Linked DNA regions of Mus musculus: regions 1 and 2 are each linked to region 3. A link is a loop called in an ENCODE intact Hi-C map of the cell type or tissue named here. Cell type or tissue: left cerebral cortex. All regions are shown on one strand. Region 1 has its middle 4.8 kb from the start of Gm5420. Region 2 overlaps 1700020N01Rik (RIKEN cDNA 1700020N01 gene). Region 3 holds the start of Sgk1 (serum/glucocorticoid regulated kinase 1).

What was found. Peaks named below come from ENCODE experiments on the same cell type or tissue, not always from the same donor. Only the 100,000 strongest peaks of a DNase experiment are listed, where the experiment ranks them.
Region 1: a loop joins it to region 3, with 2.0 times the contacts of the local background. A loop is called at or near these places in 4 of 42 quality-filtered maps.
Region 2: a loop joins it to region 3, with 2.4 times the contacts of the local background. A loop is called at or near these places in 3 of 42 quality-filtered maps.

What each region holds. Positions count from the first base shown.
Region 1 is chr10:21,682,055-21,690,054 of GRCm38, reverse strand. No RefSeq gene overlaps it. Among named protein-coding and RNA genes, the nearest start is that of Gm5420, 4.8 kb to the left of the region's middle. In left cerebral cortex, a CTCF peak has its summit at 4,403; DNase peaks (open chromatin) are centred at 4,379, 4,771, 5,296, 5,566 and 1 more place; H3K27ac peaks cover 2,064 bases.
Region 2 is chr10:21,597,490-21,605,489 of GRCm38, reverse strand. The region is part of intron 2 of 1700020N01Rik (RIKEN cDNA 1700020N01 gene); the gene reads right to left. Among named protein-coding and RNA genes, the nearest start is that of 1700020N01Rik, 8.3 kb to the right of the region's middle. In left cerebral cortex, a CTCF peak has its summit at 4,374 (motif pointing left); DNase peaks (open chromatin) are centred at 745, 1,471, 4,339, 7,086 and 1 more place; H3K27ac peaks cover 1,041 bases.
Region 3 is chr10:21,879,026-21,887,025 of GRCm38, reverse strand. Sgk1 (serum/glucocorticoid regulated kinase 1) reads right to left here and starts at 4,842. Exons shown (of 14, transcript NM_001161845.2): 1 at 4,319-4,842. The coding sequence starts at 4,387. Gm46215 (a long non-coding RNA gene) reads left to right here and starts at 4,748. Exons shown (of 3, transcript XR_001779732.1): 1 at 4,748-4,833; 2 at 5,276-5,328. In left cerebral cortex, no CTCF peak of the experiment used is centred here; DNase peaks (open chromatin) are centred at 3,283 and 4,699; H3K4me3 peaks cover 4,363 bases; H3K27ac peaks cover 2,972 bases.

The DNA of each region.
Region 1 (8,000 bases), 200 kb after region 3:
AAGAAATATGTCAAGCTCTGCGAATAGGAGGAAGGAGATCTTGGTGGCAAAGATGTGGGTGTTATCAGGGGCACAGGCTAACGGCTTCCAGAATCTGGCTGTTGTTGAGTTCAGGAAAGGGCCAGGACCTATCGGATTGAGGTTATCGTGGTGGCTTCTCAGAAGAGGTCGAACTGTGGAGGTTGATCAGAGAGACCTAGGAAAGTACAGGTTAGAGGAAGCAGATAACCACAGCACAAAGGTAGGAAATAGAAGGTCACAGGGGAGTCATAGGTGATAAGAAAGGGGCTTCATGGGGGAAGATCGGATAGATGTATTGTGCAGGAGGATTAGGCTCAGATGGTAAACTGCCTTGACTGTTGGGCTGCATCCACAGTCATTCAACTTGAAACAAGCCATTCAACCAAGGACTTTCCCCTGAATTTTACTTTCCCTTATGTAGTCGTCTTGCCTGCAAATCTGCCCCTTTAGTGTCTTCACACTCGCCTCTGGCGAAAGCCCATCCCCCATGTGTGTTCAGATTTCAAGAAATGAAAGAAAATCAGAGAAATTGATTCTTTTCTTTTAAAACAACTCAAATCACAAACCATACATTTAAAGGAGTACTTCTACCATTAATATTCAATTTAACAAGTTATATAAGGGCGTAGGCTTGTACACTTTCTACCAGAGTAGCCACGACTCAGTACTTGTAATGTCCTCTGACACTGCATAGACACACTTCCCTGTCTTTCTCTACTCTAGCTTGTTAGAAGAATGCAAACCCAGTTTTCTAGCTTCCTAATAGATTGTTTTCCTCATGGCTATACGCCATGCATGGGGTCCTGAAGATGGGCTTTTTACCATTACCTGCTGTCATTATACAGGTGAAACGGTATACCTATGTTATTTGTTTGCAACCTAAGTTTGTGCTCCAGGCTGTTTTTGAGACCGAGTTGCTGTTTAGAACAACCCACTAAGTACAATGCATTTATAGTCTTGATGGTCACACTTTTTTTTTTAAAACTTGGAGACAATTACTCTGTTTTGAAGAAAACACATTCAAATTAATATTGAAATAGACACGCAAGCAGTTGAGGAAAGGAAATGTCCGATACAAATGCTGTGCTCTCTGTTTGAGGACTTTTCAAAGCCTGGCATATCTTGCCTTGGAACTCCTTGTTCTTATAGGCATATAGGGTTCAGTTTATCACACCAAGTTCAGTTTGACTTGCCATGACATTCATCTGCACTCCTTTCAGAAGTTTGTTTTTACAAACTGCCAGTTCCGGCTTGTGAGCAGAGAGTTTCAGTTACGTCCTAGACTCACCATCCCTCACCCTGAGTCTACTAGCTAAAACTCACAAGGACACCGCTAACAGCCTCAGGTTCCCGTGCAGGACAGTTGAGCAAGACCCTTCACAGAACCCTGTGCACAGCTCAAGCTTTGGACGACAGCACAGTCCTTGGTTTTTTAACCCAGTTCTACTGGACATAAAATGAGCTTAACGGTGACAATTCTGTTGCTCATCACTGTTAGCTTTCGTGCTTGGGTGTACTAAATGACCAGCTTCAAAAATAAAATTGTCATCGAAATGACTCTACAGGACATTTCTCAGTTTCTGTGGTCTGATCTATTTCCTTATTCATTCAGGGAAGCTTGAAGACTTCGCACAGTGACACTTTGTTACTCAGCCTTAAGGGAGAAACATAACATTTAAAGTCCTTTTAAACAAATTCCATTTTCAGGAGTATTGACAACCATTCCATCCATTATTGCCCCAAAAGGGAAAGAAACTCAGAGTGGAGCAGAATACCCTTCTTAGGCTTTTCCTTTCTCTTGCCAACTTCACAGTGAGGGCTCATTTCTGAATAGTAAGCATATACTCCCCTCCCCTCTAGAACAACCTGGGGTGTAAAACAAAACAACAAAAATCTCCTGGGTCGCAAAAAGCAACCCCTCTTTTTTTAAAAGCATCTCTGTAAAGCAGTCAGCTCTGTAGATTATTCATGCTGCATGCATTTTCTAATAGGTAGTCGACAGCACTCCTATGAATGCTCATGATTTTCATATTAAAGTGGAAGAAACCCCGATGCCCTTTCCCCTCCACTCTTCCTTTGAAAACCCTGCTCGCTCCTGCGGAGAAGCCGCATCTCTCCTCCCCGAAGCACCGTTCTAGGCTTGTGTAATCATTTCAGCAGGCTGATGCTTTAATAACGATTTTTAAAATGTGAAATGAAACCCGCAGTTAAAGTTTACTGAAAACATAGGTTGCTGTAATTCCGTTGATAAAAGTACAGAAGTAGAAATGATTGGTGTATGTAGCTGCGCTCGGATCACATGACCCATGGCTTCTAGGGTGCAGCTGCTATCTAACCACCCGCTTCACCTCTGGCACCCAACCTGACAAGCATAAAAAGAGAAACAACACTGCAATGCCCCTTATCTCTTCTCTCTTATTATTGTTTTTTTTTTTGGGGGGGGGGAAGGCGAGCCAACAACCTGCCATACATGACTTATCAACAAACACCATCAATATGACACATTCTGTGACTGACTGTATTATGCAATCACCTCTACATGCCTTTGAAACACCGGCCCACACCCACCACCTCCCATAGATATCTAAAGAGAATTACAAAAGAAATACCCTAGATAAGAGATCTAGTCTACCCTAACTTGGACAGGAGAAAGTTGGCCTCGCCTTCATAAATATGCCATCCATCCATAAATATTCATACGTTCCTCTTAAATCAGCATACAGAATCCACCAGCCTTCTAAGCCCCTTTGGAACAGCCCACTCCATCCCTCTTTGCTTTGCTAAATCTACCTGTGGTTAAACTGCCCGTGTCCCTCCATGGAATTCTTCATTTGAGAAGACAAGGAACAAGTGGCACTGCCCATTGAAGAAATCTGCAAGTTATATTGTCTTCATTTTTTTTAACCATATGTGTTCTTTGATTAGTGTAAATATTGTCTACTCTTCACTCATGTAGAAAATTATTACTTAAAAAAATTCACTGACAAAATAACAGCCTGTGAAATCGTATGGCCTCAACACTTATACCTTAGCCAGAAATTATAGTACATAATTAGCAGCACACACACACACACACAGAGTCACAACCCACTCACTTACTCACACACAATTACACAACACACACACACAAACTCACACACCCACTCACATGCTCACTCACATACACTCACATACACACAACTCACACACAGTCACATATACATTCTCACATAGACACTCGGACACACATACACACATACACACACTCACACACATAACACATACTCACATAGAGATGTTCTCACACACACACACACACACACACACACACACACACACACACACGAAGCAGGAAAAAGGCAGGCAGAGAGAAAAAGGAAGCAAAGAGGAAGTGTGAGAAGAAAGACAAAGGAAGGGAAAACACAGAAGAGAGAAAATAAGGAGATAAAAGAAATTGCTCCCATTATGACTTTTAAATAGAAAATCCCTGCTAGGAAAGACAATAATAAGCCAGCATGAAAACAGAACATAGAAACAGAAAAAATTGTCACCTCTCAAATGTGTGTAGGTACTGAGACCAGAGAACTGTGGCTACACTCTTGCTAACCTTTACCATGAGAAACGGTGAATTCAAAGGAGGCACATAACCTTCCTGAACAGGGTTGGATCGGCCCCATCGACAAAGGTGGAAAGGTAAACAAACCAGGGGGCCAGCCCGGAAGTTGAATGCTTCTGTTGGAATCCAGTTGCACCACTGCCACAGTGACCTTGGCTGTGTTATATAATTTATTTACTCTCCTTTCTTCATGTGGGAACCCGTGATAAAGAATCCAGCAACCCTATCCACATCTCAGGGTCATCTGAGGACCGATGAGATCATCCGTTTGTGACAGCTCGATGAAGGTTGTTAAGCACCAAAGTACAGTATAGCATATGACCACAGTGAGCTTCGAGCTGTTCCCAGACTGGCTGGCAGTTGGAAGTCAGATAGAGAAAGGAGGAGGAGATGGGGTACAGCATTTTTTAAAAGGCAACCTGTTCTATTATCCACAGCTGAATTAAACACACAACACAATACACCACCACCACAACAAAACTCCGTGTGGACTTTTCTCTAAGTACTAAGTTTTATCCAACAGAGCTTAGCAACTGCATCTGAACACAGTGAGCTGGAGCAGCTAAAGATACCAGGGGTATTTTTTTTGGTGTTTTGCTTTTAAGTGGTTCTAACAATCCGTGGAGGAAGAAGGGAAGAAGACACAGGTGGCAAAGACTCGTGTGGTCAGGAGTCCTTGTCATCCCCACTCGGGTACAGACCACCGTGGAGAGCAGCTCACTGGAGGCTGCTACTGAGCGACACCCAGCAAACTAAGAGTTCCAGAACCCGCCTGGTGGCTTCTCTCTGACTAGCGGAGCCAAGTGTCTCCTGTCAGAGGTGGCTGGTTAACAGCGTGAGGGACTCAGGACAAGGACAGATGTCAGGGCAGAGAGGCTGACAGTTAAGCTCTCTGGCCTCTGACAGACAGCAGCTCAAACTTTCTGGGCTCCAGGAAGGAAACTCACATTTTGGAAACAGAAACAAAAGGCTTTCCCCTGCAACTGCTAGCATGTCGGACTGAATTTTGGAGGATTTTAAAAAAGAGCCATTGTTCACCCCCTCCCAGGCCTTAGCAAATCTTTCATCACTTTAAAAAAAAAATATGGTCTTAGCCTCAAGGCTTTGTTTGCATGAGGGTGTATGCTGCCCATGAGTGGAAAAGTCCCCTAAAATTTTCCGTTCTCTTATGCCCCTCCCTCCTTTGTCCAGTCATTCAGGTCTTTGTCTATTGTGACCCTAACATGCACTGATTCTCCACATCAACCTCATTTGAAATTTTAAACTTCAAATGCCCTAGTAAAGAAAAGCCACCAGACTCCTTTTGGCATAGAACCAGGTGTCTGAAGAGCCACGTGACAACTTGCTTCCTTAATTAAGTGATCATATTCATTAGAAGTTACATAGTTAAGTCCTTGTCAAAGATGATACATAGTCAGCAATGGATAGGAGCAATTTTGTCCCTAAGAGGACAGAGTTGTTTTTGTATTGCAGTCCCTTTCCCACTTGCAGTCTCTCCTGGCTTCTGTGTCTGGGGCAGGTGTTGACAGCTGTTGTTCTGTGGTAGGAATGGTTAGAGACACCAGCGATGCTGGGTGGACAAATGTCTTCATCGGGAAATCATGTGTGGGTCTGAGATAGGAAGGGCTGATCTGAGCACCACCCTCCCATCAGTCTCAGACATGGCTGCTTTCCTGGTAGCTGTCCTCCATGGTGAATTCTCTTCCGATCCCGCTGGAGCTTGGCACATACACTCACCTCTGTCTTCCTAGACAGGACCCCCTTCTTATCATTTTCTAAGGAAATTGGTGAATAAAGAGGTTATCTATCGGTGGTTGTCAGTTTTCTCTGAGAGAATGGACCAGAAACAAAAGGGAAATGCCTCTGACTGCATGAAGGAGGAGGATGCTTTGCCTAGGAAAGGGCGGTCCCAGGACGGTGGATTCTGAAAGCCCTGCAGTCATTTACCTCAGAGCATCGGCACAGGCGAGCTGGAGAGCAAGTTTTTGAGTTTTTCTCTTCATTATCATGCAAGAACATTTCACACTGCCTTCTGCCTGCAGCACATTTTTACACTTTAAAGCAAATTCAAATTCTTTGAACAGTATAAAAAAAAAAAGAGAAAGAAATCTTAAAGCTAAACAAAATTTAGTCTCACTAGGAATTGGTTGATAAATAATACACTCCTACTGTGAATATATTTTCATAGTGTTAAATATTTATTTATTAAGAAGTAGCATGTTTCCAAAAACATCTCTTTTGATAATCTCCCCAGTGTGGGACATACACACACACACACACACACACACACACACACACACTATAGAATCAATGCTTTGTAGGTAAGAAGAAAAAAACCTTTCAGGTTCTTAAGGAAAATTGATGAGAATTCCTGGGCACAAGGGCTGCTTTCCTTTATCTCAAACAGGTTTCTATCCTCAAATAATCTACCCCAAGTTGTGTGTGTGTGGTGCTTAAGCTAAACCAGATTTCTGACAATTCCTTCATGTTTCTGAGTAGGGAGAACTGTCAAGAAAGGCTTTAATGATGGAAGGCGAGGGAGACATGAAACACTAACGCATTTAGCTCCCTCATGCTCTTCTGCTGGCCGGCCTCTCCACTGTGAGGCAGGTCCTTGGCTTGAAGCTGACCTGTCTCCCCTTAGCTTCTCCTTCATCTTCTTGGTGCCTTCTCTGATGAGCACACCATAATCTTTGCTCTGAAAAAAAAAGAAAGAAAAAAAAAAGCTGGAAAGGGATTTGCTGTGTGCTTAGTCTTCAAATAGCCAACAAGACCTTGACTTGGCACCACACCCAGTTCCTAGCAAGACATCCATTAGCAGATTAATTGACACCACATCATTTTCCTCATGGAAGAGACGCATATTTTCTCTTCCTAGAATAGAGACTCACTGTGAATAGGCATTTGACTCCTACACCCGCAGTATTTCTGCTAACCCCTTCCCACCCCCAAACCAGAACCGTAACGGATTTCACACAGTGTCACTCGTGATTGAGACTTCTTCCATGGCAAAGGGGGCACAGAAGTGGCTGCATGCATGCCAGCTATTGATCTTACTGTGGTCTTCATTGGCTTAATAGACGGACAGACTATTCTTTTGAAGGCCCACTTACTGTTCTTTAGATGCAAAGTTCCACCTAGGTCAGCATATAATTCATATTTCAGTTTCTCCTGTAGTAGGATTTAGGAGTCAGGAAATAACATCTCACTATTACTACTAGTGATCTACTGAGCACATCTCATCCGTCCAATTCCTGAGGCATTGGGCTCTCAGTGTCCATGGATACTAGTTTCAGAAAGAGGAAGGCTTCAATTCAAACCATGCTATGAGTTGATTGAAGTAGACTGCCGCCCAGCTTCTTGACTCATGACATCTAACCCACAGACGAAAAGGAATTGATTTGTAAGGAAACTGTTTCTGCATGAGAGAGCAAAGGCATGCATGTGCGAAAGAGCTAAAGATCTTAGAGGTTGCTCCCAGTCTTCTCTTAACTGTAATTAAAGGCAATGGGAAACCACTTACTCAATTAGCAGAACTGCTAATGACCCCGAGCCTTTGAGAAAAAAAGATTCGGTCCACACCATTAAACAAGAATCCACAACCAACTCAGGCAATCAGAGGGAGGGAGATGGGAAAAGGTGACTATAACTGTTCATCTGTGGCCATGTGATCATGCAGACATAAGTAATAATTATGGGCCTTTCTATTTCATTTTGTTACGGTTATCTATGTATATGTAATTATACAAGTATAAATGTCTCATCTGTTACCTTTGTATGTCTTCTCTCACATCTCCTTGCCATGTGATGAGTAGTAACTTAATATGTATAGGATAGAGTACCAAAGGGGATGTGCATGCCACCTGGGCAACAGGGTAACATCTTCCAAAGTCAAGAAAAAGAGCCTTAGAGTTTCTTCTGGAGGAAAGGTAAGTGTGATTTTGGTTGTACTTGGGAGATACATCATGGTGGGAGGGGACAGTGCACAACCTTAACGTGGAAACTGAATGTGACACAGGAGGGGTAGGAGAGTTCAGACTGGAAGGTACGGCTGTTTAGTGAGCAGACATGACTAGGCTGAATTCTGTCTCCTAGGACTCCCTTTCCTTTGTATTTTGGGTAGGTGGGGCCACAAGTGTGAATCTTGGGCAAGAGCTGGAGGCAGAAGCAAGCTGCAGTTATTTTAGAGCTCTGAATGCTGCCCTTTCACTGCTTGGCCATTTCTTGCATGAGGTAGCAGATAGGCCTGCAACAACCTACCATCCTCTGGATGGTCCTCTGTAAGCTTATAGAACTCTCCAGCCAGGTCTGAGTGTGTGTGTGTGTGTGTGTGGTGTGTGTGTGTGTGTGTGTGTGTGTGTGTGTGTGTGTAGGGTCCTTCTCC
Region 2 (8,000 bases), 280 kb after region 3:
AAAGCCAGACAACTTCTGCTCCCAGGGCTAGCTGCAAACCATCTGTCTCTGTTCAAGTGAGTGTGATTGGGAAACATCAGGACAGAAGTCAGGATCCAAAAATCCTGAGTCTAACTTACTCTCGATGTCTAGGCTCAGTGCCAGAGGCACTCCTCCACAGGTGGCCTGCCAGGCCAGCCATCTGAATGGCAGTGAGCCCTGTGCAGTGGGGAACCGTAGGGAAGGAGAATAGGGGTAGGAAATATTCATGCCAGTCTTCCACAGAGCAGGGAAGAAAGGGGAAGAGACTTGTGACAACTTGTGTCACTGACAGCCTCAGCAAAAAATACCAGTTGGCTCTTCTCCAGGGAGTTCCCCCATCCAGCTGCGGGGTGAATGCTTCAGGTCCAAAGGCCTTCTGCAGCCTGCAGTGCTGAGCAGCCCCAGGCTCCACCACAGTGGACTCCACTGGCTATGGGACACAGTTCATGGACTTTGAATTTTAGAAGAAACATTGGGGGAAACCATATGGCACCCATTCTTCTATTTCCCCTGCTACATGTTTATATGCTGGCCTTAAAAATGAAAACTGTAAATTCTGATGCTTGCGTTGTCTTGTGGGCCAGTATCATGTTATTTTTTCCTTCACGGTGTTTATAATTGACATAGTGCTAGATGCTATACAAGGAAAATAACACAGACACTGTCCTTTAAGAACTGCCAGATATCTAAATTGGAGACTGCAGTGAAAAAATAAGGCATATCAAATACAAGGCTCATTTTAGGGATGGGTGGGAGTTCCACGTAGCTGTGTGGGAAGCCTGGAGCAAGCTGCCAATCAATGTCTCTTTATGATCACTTAGCGGGGAAGGCAGTGAAGAGAACTAAATCCCTTCGTGAGCCGAGCAGACGGAGAAGACCTACTGGCTTTCCAGAATATGAAGAGCCGGAGTGAGAGTGGACTGCCCCCACTTCTGGCTCTCCCACCACCTCCCTTACGCTATGCCCTTCCCTGATCTCAGTCTGTTGATAATCCATCAAGACTCATGCTCCAAGTCAGACAACCCTAAGATGTGTCTGAGTCCATGCTCCTAGGATATGTTTAATTGGAAAGTGGCCTTATATTAAAAAGTGGATTTAAAAAAAAATCAAAACATGGCAGACAAGGTAGCACATGTCTTTAATTCCAGGAGTCGGGAGCCAAGGTTACACAGAGAAACCCCTATCTTGAAAAGCCAATAAATAAATAAATAAATAAATAAATAAATATCAAAACTTAATTATCTAATCAGGTCACTGAAGGTAGTTTGTGCTTTCCTTTTAAATTGCACCCGAGGGAGGAAACGGCTTGTTGTGGAAGGAACACGCACCTGGGAATCGGCCTTCCCTCCTCCAACCCCATTTGCCACTCAGAAACTCTGCAACTGTGGATGTCTGTGTCTTACTCTCCTCACTGCAGTGAGAGTGAAATAAGTCACCTTTACATCCTCTTTCTACTGAGGACTAAGATTCCAACACGTTGCTTATCCTGCGCCTGTCCCGATTTATCCATGTTGTGGAATGCTGTCCTATGCACACGGCTGCCCACTGTCCTCTGGGACTGTAATTACCACAGGGGGACGACACAAGGTTGAGACCACTAAGGTTCCACCACAGAAGGGGAAGGGGTGGAGCTTAAGAGACCCTATTCCTACCAGGGGGTTTACAGGCAGCTGATGGCTGCTTGAAGGAAGACAGTTCTTCAGTGGGACAGTCACTCCTATGTCACCTCGCCCCTCTCCTGTGAGTAGCCACTGCTCTGTGCTCTCACTAGTGTCCAGTGATACTCGGTTGTTTCCTTTCTTTGTCCTTGGTGCTCCACTTGGGGTGAGTACATGGTTTTACTCACTTGCTCCTGGGAAAGTTCACACAGTTGAGCATCACTACTGCGACAGGATAGCTTTAAAAAATCGGTTGTTGCAGTGTCAACTGGCCAGACGCCCCAAGCTCCCGGGAATAGGACCATCAACCAAAGGGCTCCAGCCACATATGTGGCAGAGGATGGCCTTGTTGGACATCAGTGGGAGGAGAGGCCCTTGGGACTAGGGGGTTTGGTGCCCCAGTGTAGGGGAATGTCAGGGAGGGAAGGCAGGAGTGGGCAGGGGTCAGGGGTGGGGGAAGCACCCTTATAGAGGCAGGGCAGGGTGGATGGGATAGGGGTTTCCAGAGGGGAGACCTGGAAAGGTGATAACATTTGAAATGTAAGTAAAAGAAAATATACAATAAAAGAAAAAAGAAAAATAAACCCCGGTTGTTGCTTGAAGCACTCTTTTCCCTGGGAGCATGTGCGCACTGGGGACAGTCTACCATTCCTTCAGTTCACTGAGTTTACACTTCTCACCAGTTCCCATAGCCTGAGAGCCCCTAGGGAACATAGCCCCAAGCAGAGATAATTGGAAAAATGACAAAGATCTCTTCCTTGCACACTGACTCAGATGCCATCCGGGTCGCTGTGGGGAGACACAGACCTACTTTTCGTCCTAATTATCTTATCCATGGAGAAGCTGGTGGTGAAGCCCATGTTGAATGAAGCCCCTTAGCGGTCAGCAGAGCACCTGAGCAGCACAGCTTTATGGGAATATGTGACCCTTTGGGTGCCGACAGACCAGGTTCAGGGTCTTGTTTAATTGTGCCCTAGATCTGTTACTATTTGAAAGTCACTTCGTTTCTCTTAAGCCTCAGCTTCTTTATGTGTAAAATGGGAATAACATTTACCCTACATAACTACGGTATGTGAGATGTTTAGCACAGTTCATAGTACATGGTAAGGACTTGCTAGGATTACAACCGAATGCAGAATTGGCCTCAAACACAACAGAGTTTACATTTGTGTTGTTAGGAATGGTACAAATGGTAACATCAGAATAGTAGAAATGCACCTAGAAGATGCGGTGTTGTTACATAGACACAAGCAAACACTGCGGCAGAAATGTAGGGTACCTGTGCAGGGACAAAGTGCTTGGAAGGAATAGTGTCCCACTAGAGATGGCAGACTTGTTTTCACATCTGGGACCACTTTCCCAAGTCTCCTCCCCTACATCTATGAGGAGAATGGGATAATAGGAAGCCAACACAGGACTGCTCTCAAGTGTAAACGCAATGATGCTTAGACAGAGTCCCTCAGTGTTAGGCCTACGGCTACTCTATTCCATTTCCATAAGTGATGCTCGTCTATTTTTATTGTGCCTGTAGTCACTTCATCTCTATCTACATACTTCTTATGTCCACGCCTATTCCTATTCCATCATCAATGCATCTAGAGAGGAGAGCTTGTGTCTCACTTTAAACTGTGTCATTTGCTTTTAATGGTGACAGTGACAATAATCACAGTGAGACATTGCCTTAGTCATTTGTTTTAAATACTGTTTGAAAGTTTAAAGGCATCTGCGCAGTGTGGTACTTGTAAACATAGCTGGCTCTTGTCGTTATGCTGGATATACAGGCCTCCATTTTCTTTCTCATGGTCATGCTGAAGTACCCTAATGACACATAGGCCATATTGTTCACACAAGGCTTCTCATGACAGAATGATCGGCACAGCCTTACTTTCCTAAATAGTTTGCTGATTCACTCGGTCCATTTTTAAACACCAACAGATTGGCACTGATGACATCTGCTAATTATTTGATTTTCCTCGTGACTGGCATAGGACTGCTGTCTGCAGCAATCACTGTAATATGACCGGTGTGAGGTTTGCACCACCCAGTCACTCCATGACCAATTTGCAGTAATGAGTAGCCTTGTCTATTTTTCTGTTTCCCCTAGAGGTATCATTATTTATTATGTGTTGCAAACACAGCTTCCAGAAGTGCAGCAAAAACCCAGCAACACCTAACTCCAAGTGGAAATCTCACTGTGTTCCTAGTAATGGTTTATCAACTCAGACGGCCTAGGCCTGCCAATAACACAGTTAAGATTCCAGCATCTCTCTGGTTCCGCTCCCAGTCCCCATCCTAGCAGGGAACAGTCTTGGAAGGCTGCTGAAGACCCTGTTTTCTAGACTATGTGTCCCTTTTAGTCCCTGAGACTAGAGTTAAAGATTTTGAGAAGTCCTTTGAAATATGTTCTGTTGATGTTTCTAAACCATTATCATGAACCCCCACGGCTTCAGTGACCCCCGATTGAGGCAGCTTCTTGAATTCAGAGAGCATTAAATCATACCTGTAATCTCAGAGATCTGCTGGCTTGGTTTTGTAATGCTTCAATAAGATGAGAAAAGCGATGGCCTGCACATGTGGTATGACCTCCCTCATTAACTCAATGTGAAGGTCAAAGGTCAAAGCCCATGGACAGTCACCATTCACTGGCTTACCAAAAGAAATGTAGGAAAACGTTCCCTTGCCCCCTAGTGCCCACAGCCTGCTATTGCAAGCAGGTGACTTGGCTCAGAGAACTTCCAAACAGAAGTGAAGGGATTTATAGGTCTACCACTAAGGCACATGGGAAAGTCAAAATTTCGATGGGCTTGTCACACCATGTAGAAGCTAAACTCCAAGTATCAGGTAAACAGTGGCGGAACATCACTAAGGGCCGTAAATTCTCAGCCCCTTCGTGGAGAAAAGCATAAAACAAGCTCTGATTCATTTTTACTGACCTGGGAGGCCCCTGGGGTACAGCCTGGGCCACTGTTTAATAGTCTCTCGATTATGCTAGATTATTTCCCACCTCAGTAGGCTGAAATTTGCTTCTCCCACTGTTTAGAACTTTACCCCACACCCCCACTAAAGCCTCTCTCCCATATGGCCTTTAACAGAAGGGGCTCAACTCAATCTTGTGAAACCACCTTCTCCTTCAAGGCACTCAATCACGGCTAGCTGAATGATTAAACTGTTTTTGTTTTGTTTTTTTTTTTCTGTTCTCATCTCCAATTCTTACACATAGTAGGAGGACAAAGGTCTATCTCATAATGAATGAATGAACTCTAAGTTGAAAACAGACCAATCTTAAATGCAGCAACCCTTCTACTAGGTTTTCAGTCAATCCAGTCTACTAGGTTTCCCGAGCTAGGATGCAGTATAATTCAGAGATCAGCAGAGTGTGGAGAGAAGAGGTGTTAGGAAGGGCAGGGTGAATCAGGAAACACTTCTGTAAACCTCTCTAAGTATAGAAAGAGCAGGAATTCTTTCTAAAGCCCACTTACTTTTCCTATTCTACTTAGAACATAATTCTACTCCAACACTCTGTCTGCACTTTGGACAGACATTAGATGGTAGGTCAACCCACCACATTGCCTGACTGTGTGTGAGGGCCTCTGTCTGTGGTTCCGTTCTCTATACTCCTACACTGGACATAAACTCTAGTGTGCTTTTCCTTTTACAATGGAGGCAATGAGCACAAACAGATCTGAACCCATTGTGCACTGTCACACAGAGGTTAAGAGCAAGCCCGGAGCTGCTCCAGAGCAGCAATGCAGGGAAATGCTCAGCCTTTTGGTAGTTTTGCAGGGCCCACAACTGACCACAGACCATTGGCTGAAATCATAACAATGGGCAGTTTACCTTTGTAATGGCCAATGGGGAAAAGAAAGACAGGAAAAATCCCAGAAGGTTGCTTTGAAGGTCTTCTTCTTGCTTGGTGCAAGTGGAATGTGAACTTGAGATAACATCAAAGGTAGCTCAGAGAGTACTTCCCCTAGAAACCAACCCAATTCCAACCAATGCTGGAAACTCTGTAAGGTCCAGACAACGCAGGCTACTTATGATAGAGCTTGAAAAAACGAAAGGAAACAGACAGTCAGTACTTGTGTAAGTCTCCCTAGATGGAAGATATCAGAAGGGAGGAAAGGTGAGAAACAGAAACCACATGCGAATCCCATTAGTCTAACAACACAATGATTTCTTACTGAAGTCCTTTTACCAAATATTTAAGATTGATTGACAGTGTACTGAGTTCTGTGGCCATGACAGAATAAAATGAAGCCCCTGGTCTTTGGGACTTAACATATCAAAACCAATGAAACAAACAAACAAAGAGAATTTGGCAAAGACATAAACAGGATAATCCCAAAGTCTAACAAGTGTTATAGGAGTGGAGTAGCCAGAGTAGTTGGAGTAGCTGAAGTAGCTGGACAGAGTGAGTAAAGTAGATAGTTGTTTTATATCTGTGCTGTCTCATGCAGTAGTCAGCAGCCACATGTACCTCACACAGTTAAAATGTGAGTGGGGCTGGAGAGGTGGCTCAGTGGTTAGGAACACTTGTTTTTGCAGAGGATCCAGGTTTGGCTTCCAGGACCCACATGGCAGGTCACACCAGTGTACAACTCCAGTTCCAGGGATGGGACACTCCCTTCAAACCTCTGCAGGTGCCAGATGCATACATGGTAGACATAATACATGCAGGCAAAACATTTACACACAATACAACCTAAAAAATCCCCATTACTAGTCCAAATGGAGGTGTGCTTTCAGAGATGGTTAGACTTACTATGAAGAACAAATGAATGCAAAGTACCTCCTTAATAGTTGCTTTAACAGGGCAGGGGATGGCTCAGTGGAGAAGAACGTCTACTATGCAAGCACAAAGACCTAAATTTGAATCCAGTGTATCCGAATAAAAGCCTAGCATGGCTGTGCAAGCCTACAACCCCAGTATCAGGGAGGAGAGACAGGAAGGTCCTTAGAACTTACTGTTAGCTGAAGCAGCTTCAGATTCAGTGAGAGACACTGGCTCAACTAGTCAGAAAGATGTACAAAAGGACATGTGGTGCCCTCCTCCGGCATCCACATGAATGCAACTGGGCACACATATGCACATGTGCACTTATCGTGAACACAATTTCATACTCAACTCTGAAAAGAATACTATTTTAGATATATTGGACTAAACCAAAATATTATTGAATTATCTTTAACAACATAACTGTTGCTACATAATGCTCATGTGTGTGTCCCATTTTATGCATTAGATGACAGCATAGCCAGGGAACGCCCATGTGGAGGTGAGAACACACTGGAAGAGAATGGCCATTTGAGGGTCCAGCACTATTGTCCAGCACCATTTGTAAAGAACCTGAGGAGAAAATGGCTTGAGGAGAGGTGAAGGGAGAGAGCCTGGCTGGACAGATGGAGCAAGCGGCAGCAGAAGTGAGAGCTTTCGCTTTTATGTAAGTACAGATATGACCACAAACTCGTAGCTTCTGTGCAGTTACGCAAAATTCAGTATTCAGCGTGGATGCTCTTATAAAACAGTGCAGCAGATTGCACCGAGAATAGGTCCATGCTAAGGAAGGTTTAAACTGGAATGTGCATTATTTAAGCCCACCCCCAAGGTCAAACATCCCCCATTTTGGTCACACTTCTTAAGCCTCTCCAAACTGCAGAACCAACACTGGTGGCTTAAATGAGAAGGCCCTCATGATCTCGGGAATTTGAATACTGGATCCCTAATAGGTGCTGAGTGTTTGGGGAGGCTTAGGAGGTGTGGTCAAGGAGAAGGAAGTTCATCACTGGGGGCAGAGGGTTTTGAGGTTTAAGAGCCTCTCACCATCCCCAGTTTGCTCTCTCTGCTTCTTGTGGTTCAAGATGTGAGCTCCTGGCTGCTCCTCCTGCCATGGCTGCCTGCTGCCAAGTTTCTCCAACCTAATAGTGATGCCTCTGGAACTGTAATCAACCCCATAACCAACTCTTCTTTCTTTAAGTGGCCTTGGTCAAGGTGTTTTATCACAGTGACAGGAAAGTAACCGATACTGAAGGGGAGTCCAAGTCCACCTGTAATGAGTATGATCGAGGAGATAAAATATTACAATTAGCCCCTCTTTATTCACGAGTGTATCGACCATAAATAAAATCTTCTCTTGGGCTACTTCCAGAAGAAGAAACTGGATATGGGTTTTCTCCCTTCTCAATGGAGTACTAAGATTGTATCAAATCACTTAATGGCCAAAAAGACAAATACGATCTGTTCTCACATGCAGATCCTGGCTCTAACTTTTCTATAGGCTTAGGTTATGGGGGCGAGTGCGGATGCAGGGCATGAAAGTACAC
Region 3 (8,000 bases):
GTGTGTGTGTGTGGTATGTGTGTGTGGTATGTGGTGTGTGTGTGTGTGTGTGTGTGAGTGTGTGTGTGTTTGTATGGGTGGTGTGTGTGTGTGTATGTGTGGCATGTGTGTGTGTGTGTATGTGTGGCATGTGTGTGTGTGTGTGTGTGTGTGTGTGGTGTGGTGTGTGTGTGTGTGTGTGATATGTGTGAGGTGTGTATGTGTGTGGTATGTGGTGTGTGTGTGTGTGATATGTGTGAGGTGTGTTTATGTGTGTGGTATGTGGTGTGTGTGTGTGATATGTATGTGTTGTGTGTATGTGTGTGTGTGTGCCTGTGTGTGTATGTGTGTGTGTGTGTGTGTTTTCTTTGAGGAAGGGTCTTATTATGTAGGTTATAAGGCAATTCTACACACTTTGGCCTCCCAAATACTAGGACTATAGCTCCTGGCTCCTGGTTCCAAATCTGAAATTCTATCTGTCAAATACCTTTGAAATTTGATAAAAGGTAATAATAGCAGCATGGCTGTTATCAGATTTCGTTCACATACTTGGTGTATTTCCACTAAGGATTATCAAATTCAAGGCAATATCATTTATTTGTGTTTTCTGGGTCATTCTGCAGGAATCCACGTCAGGGAGGAATCTTTAACACCTCGGAAAGGGATAACCTTTATCATAATTGATATATTCTCCAGCTCTCAGATTTTCACATAAAAACTGAGAATAATAATTTTTCCATTCATCTTAACTGAATTTTGTAGGCTCTCAGAATAAAATATAACCTGTATACATCTAGCACCAATTTGTCATTAACACATAGAATGAAAGAAAGTCTTACCTAGTTTAGCTTAGCAATTGTAAGCTAAGTGAAATTAGTCAAGCTTTTAAAACATCAGAGAGAAAGGCATTAGTCCAGAGGATTGTGGGGAAAGCATCAGACCTAGCTTTGCTTAGACATTGCTCCTCCAGTCAGCAGCGCTGTCTCCAGTGACTGCTGCTACTGAGGGGAGTCCGGAGAGCTAGGAGAAGGTTGCCTCCTGAGGCTGGGCTTCAGATATTGAGTAGTGACATACCTATTTCACATGGGGGTGGAGGAGAGTCTGACATGAAACGAAGAAAGAGGAGAGGGGGATGATATGAGACAAAACATCCAATTTGGAACTGGGCATGATGGTACCCTCAGCATACAATCTTAGCACTTATGAGGTGGAGTCAAGAGGGCAGGAGTTGAGGCCAGCCTAGACAACAACAACAACAACAACGACAACAAAAACCACACTTGATCTTTAGACAAACAAACTGACATTAACCAATTAATTGTTCAGTCTCTCTACATTACACTTTGCACAGAGAATCATTTTTCTTTTGTTGGGTTGCTATGAGGAATAAATGAAATAATCTGCAGAAACTGCTTGGTCCATGAGATTTAAAACACAGTCAGAATGAATACGGCTCCTGGTGGGCCACCATGGGAGCACATTAGCTATAGTCCCTTCTGGTGGCTCACTGGATTCCCTCTGGATAGCTGAGAAATGTAGGAAGCCGTCTTTTAGTGTTTTACAATCAAAAAATTGTGTTCAGGACTCAGTTGTTTCTTTGGTGAGTGTGTGTGCACAGCCCTCCCCACCTCCCCAGAATCCAGTTCTGTTCACAGCTCAATGTGGGCATTAGACAAAGGTTTACTTTGTAGGACTGTCTAGCTGGGCTAAAACTAAGATATGCAGAAATGTGTGGAACTTCAATAGAACATAAGGAAATGGATTATTCTTGGCCAAAAACAAAGACATTATAGAATATGAATTTGTATGTAAGGCACATAGAGCAGTTCAGCAAAGTATTAGCATCCATGACAACATGAGGAGGGAAGGAAGAGTTCCAGAAAAGGTGAGCTAAACTTCTCTACTGTCTTCTAACTGTACACATTTATTTTCCTATTACCTGTGTAATAACAATAATAATACATTTAAAACCATGTATGCTGGAGCATGGCTGGGATCCCAGCACCTAGGAGTCACAGGCCCTCAATGATCAGGAGTTCAAGGTCAGCCTCAGCTACGCCATGAGCTGTTGGAAGCTAATCGGGTTTAGAAGAAAGAGACCCCGTCTCAAATCAGTCAAACAAAAACACCCAAACTAGAAAAAGCCAAGGCAAGGTCAGAGTACAAGCAGAGAGCATTTAGAATACAGAATAAATCGGATGTGTAATAAAACAAAGTAGACAGGAATCAAGGAATTTCTCCCCAGGGCTGTCAATGACGTGACACATGTCACATTCTACTGTCCTTGAGGGGCAAGGAGAGCAGAGGGGGGGCAGGGAGATGTCAGACCCAATCTCCAGCAGACTGAACCCAGTGAAATGGCCTGCTGGACCTCATGGTGTAAATCTCTTTCTCCCTGCAGTTTTTGAGAAGACATCTGTACCCTGTCTCACTCTTTCCAAAACCCAAGGTCTGCAGAAACACTGGCTGAAACACACTGGTAAATTATGCTCGTAAGCAAAATGCAACCAGATGTCAAGCTGGGATTTCTAGTAGTATATTTTGATGGCAAAGAAAATAAGAAACTATTATAATAAATAAACAGTATGTAACTGACACTTGGTTGACTGACAATATATAGCTGAAAGGGTTCTAAACTCCCCAGGGACTGTGAACGTAGTTCACTGTTTGGGGATGGGGCTTGTGGGGGAGGGGTGACTTGCATGCTTGAGGCCCAGCACTGTAAAACAAAATACCCTTAATAGCACCAAATAAATTAGTTAAGATAGGCATAAGCTCATAAGCCTAAACCTATAGTTCCAATACACAAGAAACTGAGGCAGGAGGATCATTTCAGCCCAGGCATTCAAGACAGCTTGGTCAATGTAGCTAGAGAAAAAAAAAAAAAAAAAAAAAAAAAACAGCAAACTTTGGCTAGTTAGTTAGAAGGAAGTAAAGAATTTAAGGACTAAATAAAAGGGTGCTTCCCTTGGAAAAGTATCTTTTGACTACAGGGGAGACCTTAGTAGTGCGGGAGGACCAAGAAGCTGGGCTGACTTGCAGACTCTACTGGGGAAAGACCTCTCAACTGACACTGGCTGCAGGAGTTAGCGTTACTCAGATTTAGTGCGTATCGTTTGCATTTGGCCATAGATTTGGGGATCTCTAAGCCAGGATGTGAGAGAGCTCCTGCTGGCGCTTGCAGACTGCTGGTTTGCAGACCTGCCTTTCCAGCTTGACCCTTCAGTGCTAGGAGGCCGTCCAGCCCAGCCTGTAATTCATTACGTTCTGTTGCCTTTTCGGCACACACAGACGCGGCCTGAATGAAGGGAAGGGTGAATGAATGGAAGGAAGCAGCTGGATAGGACCGCCCCGGGCACTAAATAGGACGGCACAACTGGGGCTACAGGAGCCTCCTATTGCTTAAGAGACACTCCCCATAAGGATGTCAATGATCAGTCTTCCAACAACCACTCATTTCTGAGTCCCCACTCATGTATAAATTTGCAGAGCCACAGACCTCCAGTGTGGCCATTGCAATGAACTGAGTTTATCTGTGAAACAGAGAAAGGTCTATTCATTTACAGCCCTATGACATTACTAACATTATGAATGAAAGGAATTTAAACAAATGTATACAGCAAATGTACATAGCAGCAGAACCCTCCCCGCACGCCCCCCCCCCCAATCATAGTTTGGGCTATAAAACAGGCTATCCCTTATTCTTTTGGTAAGGGCACGTGTGCTAGGCAAAATTGAGGCAACTTGAAATAGAGGGTTTGAGATGTTGGGAGTCCATCATTTCTGTCAAAGGTCACTCTGGTCCTTTCCTGTTTACCCCAAAGATAGAGATAGTGGCAGAATGGATTTGAGGAGCCAAAGCTGCTTCTAACAATTGAAGACGAAAATGCAGCAGCCCTTGAGACGGAGGGAAGGTGTGGCAAAGTTGAACCCTTCAAAGATAAGAGCGAGAGAGCTACTTAATTAGCCCAGACTAAATTGCTTCTTATTAACTGCACTCGGGCCAGCTGTCTTTGAAACTGCCTTGTAATCCTGGGCATGGCTTTGATTGAGAAATCTCAGTTCCCATCTTAAACCCATTTGAAGGCATCTCGGCCCAACCCCCTTCTTCCAATGCAACTCCTCTGAGCCCCCCCTTTCCATCAACATCTCCCCTACCCACCCCCCAACAAATATGAATCTCAGCAGGGCCAGCGCTCACCTTGACCACTGACACCAGAAGCTCTGCTTTCACGAAGGGCTCAGTAACAAAACCCGAGGCTTACCCTAGGCAAGCCTCCAAAAGCATTTGAGAGAAGCAGCGTAGAAAACAAAAGCAACAACCACAACCTGGGCTTACCCGTTTCTTAAAAAATTGGAACGCTGAGCATTTCTTGACCGGGAATCCATTCATGTCTTTGTTTACCATCTTCCACAGAAGGGACTTCACAGTTATAGATCCAGGGTGGCACCGGCTTGGTTTACTGCATCTGTATCCCGATCCGCCTTCCTGGAGACGGTGAATGAAGACCGAACGGGATGGAGAGGCTAACGGGGCTCAGTTTTTCACTCGCTCATCCTGCTGCGGCAGCGACTGCAGTAACTCGCCCCACTTTCAGAGGCCACTGGCAATGGCTTTTCTCTTTCCATCATTGCTTTGAAACGTAAGCATCACCACAACAGGACCCCGGGGCCGGATGGCGGGATACAGCAAATCTATCCAGAGATGCTCTGGCGGGCGCTCAGGCGAGAGCAGGGTACCGTCCCCGCCCCCAGCTACCGAGCTGCTCCCGGGCTGAGCGGGGAGCGAGCGACTCGCTCTGCTCCAGGTGATGCGCTGCTGGAGGCTGCTGGAGGAGAGCTGTTTTTGATTGTGTAGGTTCCAGTGGGAGCTGTAGTTAAGCAGCTGGGGGAAGGAGTAAGAAAGAGCTGAAGCCGGAGGGAGGGAAGGAGGAAGGGAGAGAGCCTCCTCAGAAAGGTAAATGGAAAGAGAAAGCAAGGCAGGAAGGAGCAAGGATGCATGCATGCATATGTGAGTAAGATCAGAGGATGGTCAGGAGACACAGAAAACACAGAACAACGGATTCCCTTGGGAGGGTTCTTTGAATTGGTTTTTCTTTGCAACAATGTGGTAACCAGAGTAAAATGCAGACCCAATAATGTAATTCTCAATGAAGTTCTTCAGATTCCGGTTCTGATACCAAGCCCCGGAGGCAGGGGGTGGGGGGCATCAAACGTGTTCCTGCCCTATGAAACCTTGAAAAATAAAATAATGTGCCTACACATGTGTAGCAGTGAATGGTCTCTTACTCTGTAGGGTCCTCGGATGCCCTTCCTTCCGCTGTGACATTAGAAGGAACAACTGGGGAGGTAAGCCCACCCTTTTCAACAGAGAAGCCGGCAGTAAGAGAAAATCAATGAACAGAAACAAAGTGTGCAAAACCAATAGGCAGAACCTTGCCCAGACCTTCACCAAAAATTCGTGCTGAATCCATTCAATGCTAAGGGAGTCACAGGAAGCAAGGACGAGTCTTTTTACATGCCCCAACTTATCCTGAACCTCTGCAAAGTGAATTCATTTAACAAAAACATTTAATTATGCGTAGCTCGTTTCCACTTGTGCTCTTTGATGCTGATATTTTATGAGTTTTGTTTTGTTTTTTAAATAGGATTTATAGCAAAAAGGTTTGGGGTCCCTGTTAGCATGTGGTTTTGATCAGCTACTTCACCTCCGGCTGTACTTTGGTCTATGAGATAGACATACACGATCACTCACTCACTCACTCATTCATTCACTCATTCATTAATTCAGCCACTCAATCACTTGTTTGACATCTCATTCTATTCAAATATAGCATTCAAATCCAAAACCAGTAAGCGTTCACTGGTAGGAAATACACTAGAACTATCCTTAAAAATAATTGTTGATTGAGTGCTTGCATGAAACCATGAGTTTAATCCTCAGGACCACAAAACAAGCAAACAAACAAAAGAAAAAACAAAACAGCGACAGACACTGTGGCAACATGGGATTAGAACCCCTGCAGTTGGGAGGTTAAAGGTAGGAGGATCAGAAATGCAAGCTTATCCTCAGAGTTTGAGGCCAGACTAGAATTCATGGGATCCTAGCCAGAAACAACACCCAAACAGAACAATAACAACAACAAAACCCACATTGTTACACCATTTATATGGGAAACGTGGATTAACTGGGGAAGAGGTGCCTGAGTTCCTTTAGAGTATGAGTTTCTATGAGGTGAGATATGGATGAAGTTGTACAAGACACAAGGATACATTATGTAATCTACAGCTTCAGTAGGCCGTGATTTTCCTAAAGGGGCCATCTAAAATCACCAGAGAGAACTCAAAGAGAATTATTCTAAGATGAAAGAAATGTTCCCCATCGGGATTATGGTAATGACTACAGTAAGAACCAAACTTCATCATGAAACGAAAAAGAATTTGTTTTGCACAGTAAAATTATACCTCAGTAAGTTTCATTAGAAAACAGTGAAAGCCATTCAATCTCTTTCCTGTTCCTTTCTTCACTGTTCCTCACAAAGTGTTATAACAGCCATTTATTGAATGTGGGTGATAAATATATATATTTTAAATAACCCAGGGAAGCGGGTGATTCTGGGGCCCTCAGTTGGATTTCCTGTTGTTCTACCACACAGACTTGCTTTGGCAGATTCTCCATTGACCTAAGGTGAAGAGAAATGTCTCATGGAGTCTATAAGGGAAGGAGACGAAGACAAAACTAAAGACTAATTCATTCTTCCTGTCCCCCAAAGGCCACCTCCAGATGCTGACGCCATAGCTAGCCTATGCTAGACTTTACACAAGGTCATGAGCGCAATGGTGCATACTTTGTATCACAGGAGCAATGTACATATCATGGTTTGAATGAGAATGGCTTTCAGAGGCTCATAGAACTGCATGCTTATCCCCCGGTTGGTGAACTGTTTGGAAAGGACTAGGAGGTGTGGCCTTGTGTCACTGAGGGGTGGCCTTTGAGATTGCAAAAACCCATTCCAGGCCTGCTCCCCCATCCCCCGACCCCCCACAGCTTTCAAGTCATGTCAGTTTATAAAGCTCTCAGTTACTTCTTCAGTACCTGACACTCTCCCTGCCATGATGATCACCCCTCAGAAACCATGAGCAAGCCCCCCAATTAAACATTATCTTTTATAGTATTTGCCTTGGTCATAGTGTCTCTTCACAGTAATAGAACATGACTAAGTATGTACACATGTACTTAAGCATTAGATCTATTCTCCTTTGCAGGTGACAGGATAGGAAGGAAAGGCAGGTGACAAAAGGTAGAGGGATCCATAATTTAGGGCCATAGTTTGGTCATTACAACAACAATAAAGTGTTTACAGGACACAGTTAGCTCTCTTGGGACAGCAGGGTCTCTCTTTCCTCTTGAACTTTCCTTGTCATAATGAGACCATTAGCAGATAGGCTGTAGGTTTGTATATGTGTGGCCCAGGAAGTGGCACTATTAGAAGGTGTGGCCTTGTTCGAGTAGGTGTGGCCTTGTTGGAGTATGTGTCACTGTGGGCATGGGCTTTAAGACTCTCATCCTAGCTGCCTGGAAGCCAGTATTCTGCTAGCAGCCTTCAGATGAAGATGTAGAACTCCCAGCTCCTTCTGCCTGGATGCTGCCATGCTCCTGCCTTGATGATAATAAACTGAACCTTTGAACCTGTAAGTCAGCCCCAATTAAATATTGTCCGTATAAGAGTTGCTTTGGTCATAGTGTCTATTCACAGCTAAGACATAGGCCTACTATCACCTCTGTTTCCTAAGTATCTATCTTGGTAGCCTCAATACAAATGCTTTAAAAAGAAGTACAAGGTAGTTTTTGTTTTACGTATATCTTTATGCATCTCTTTGTTATGTCTTGCAGTGTTGGAGATCAGATGTGATACTTCATGCATCCTAGACAAACCCTTTACTGTTGAGCTATATTTCCCACCTCCTTCCTTTCCTTTCTTGGTTTTGAGGCAGTATCTCACTAGGTTGTCTCTGGCCTT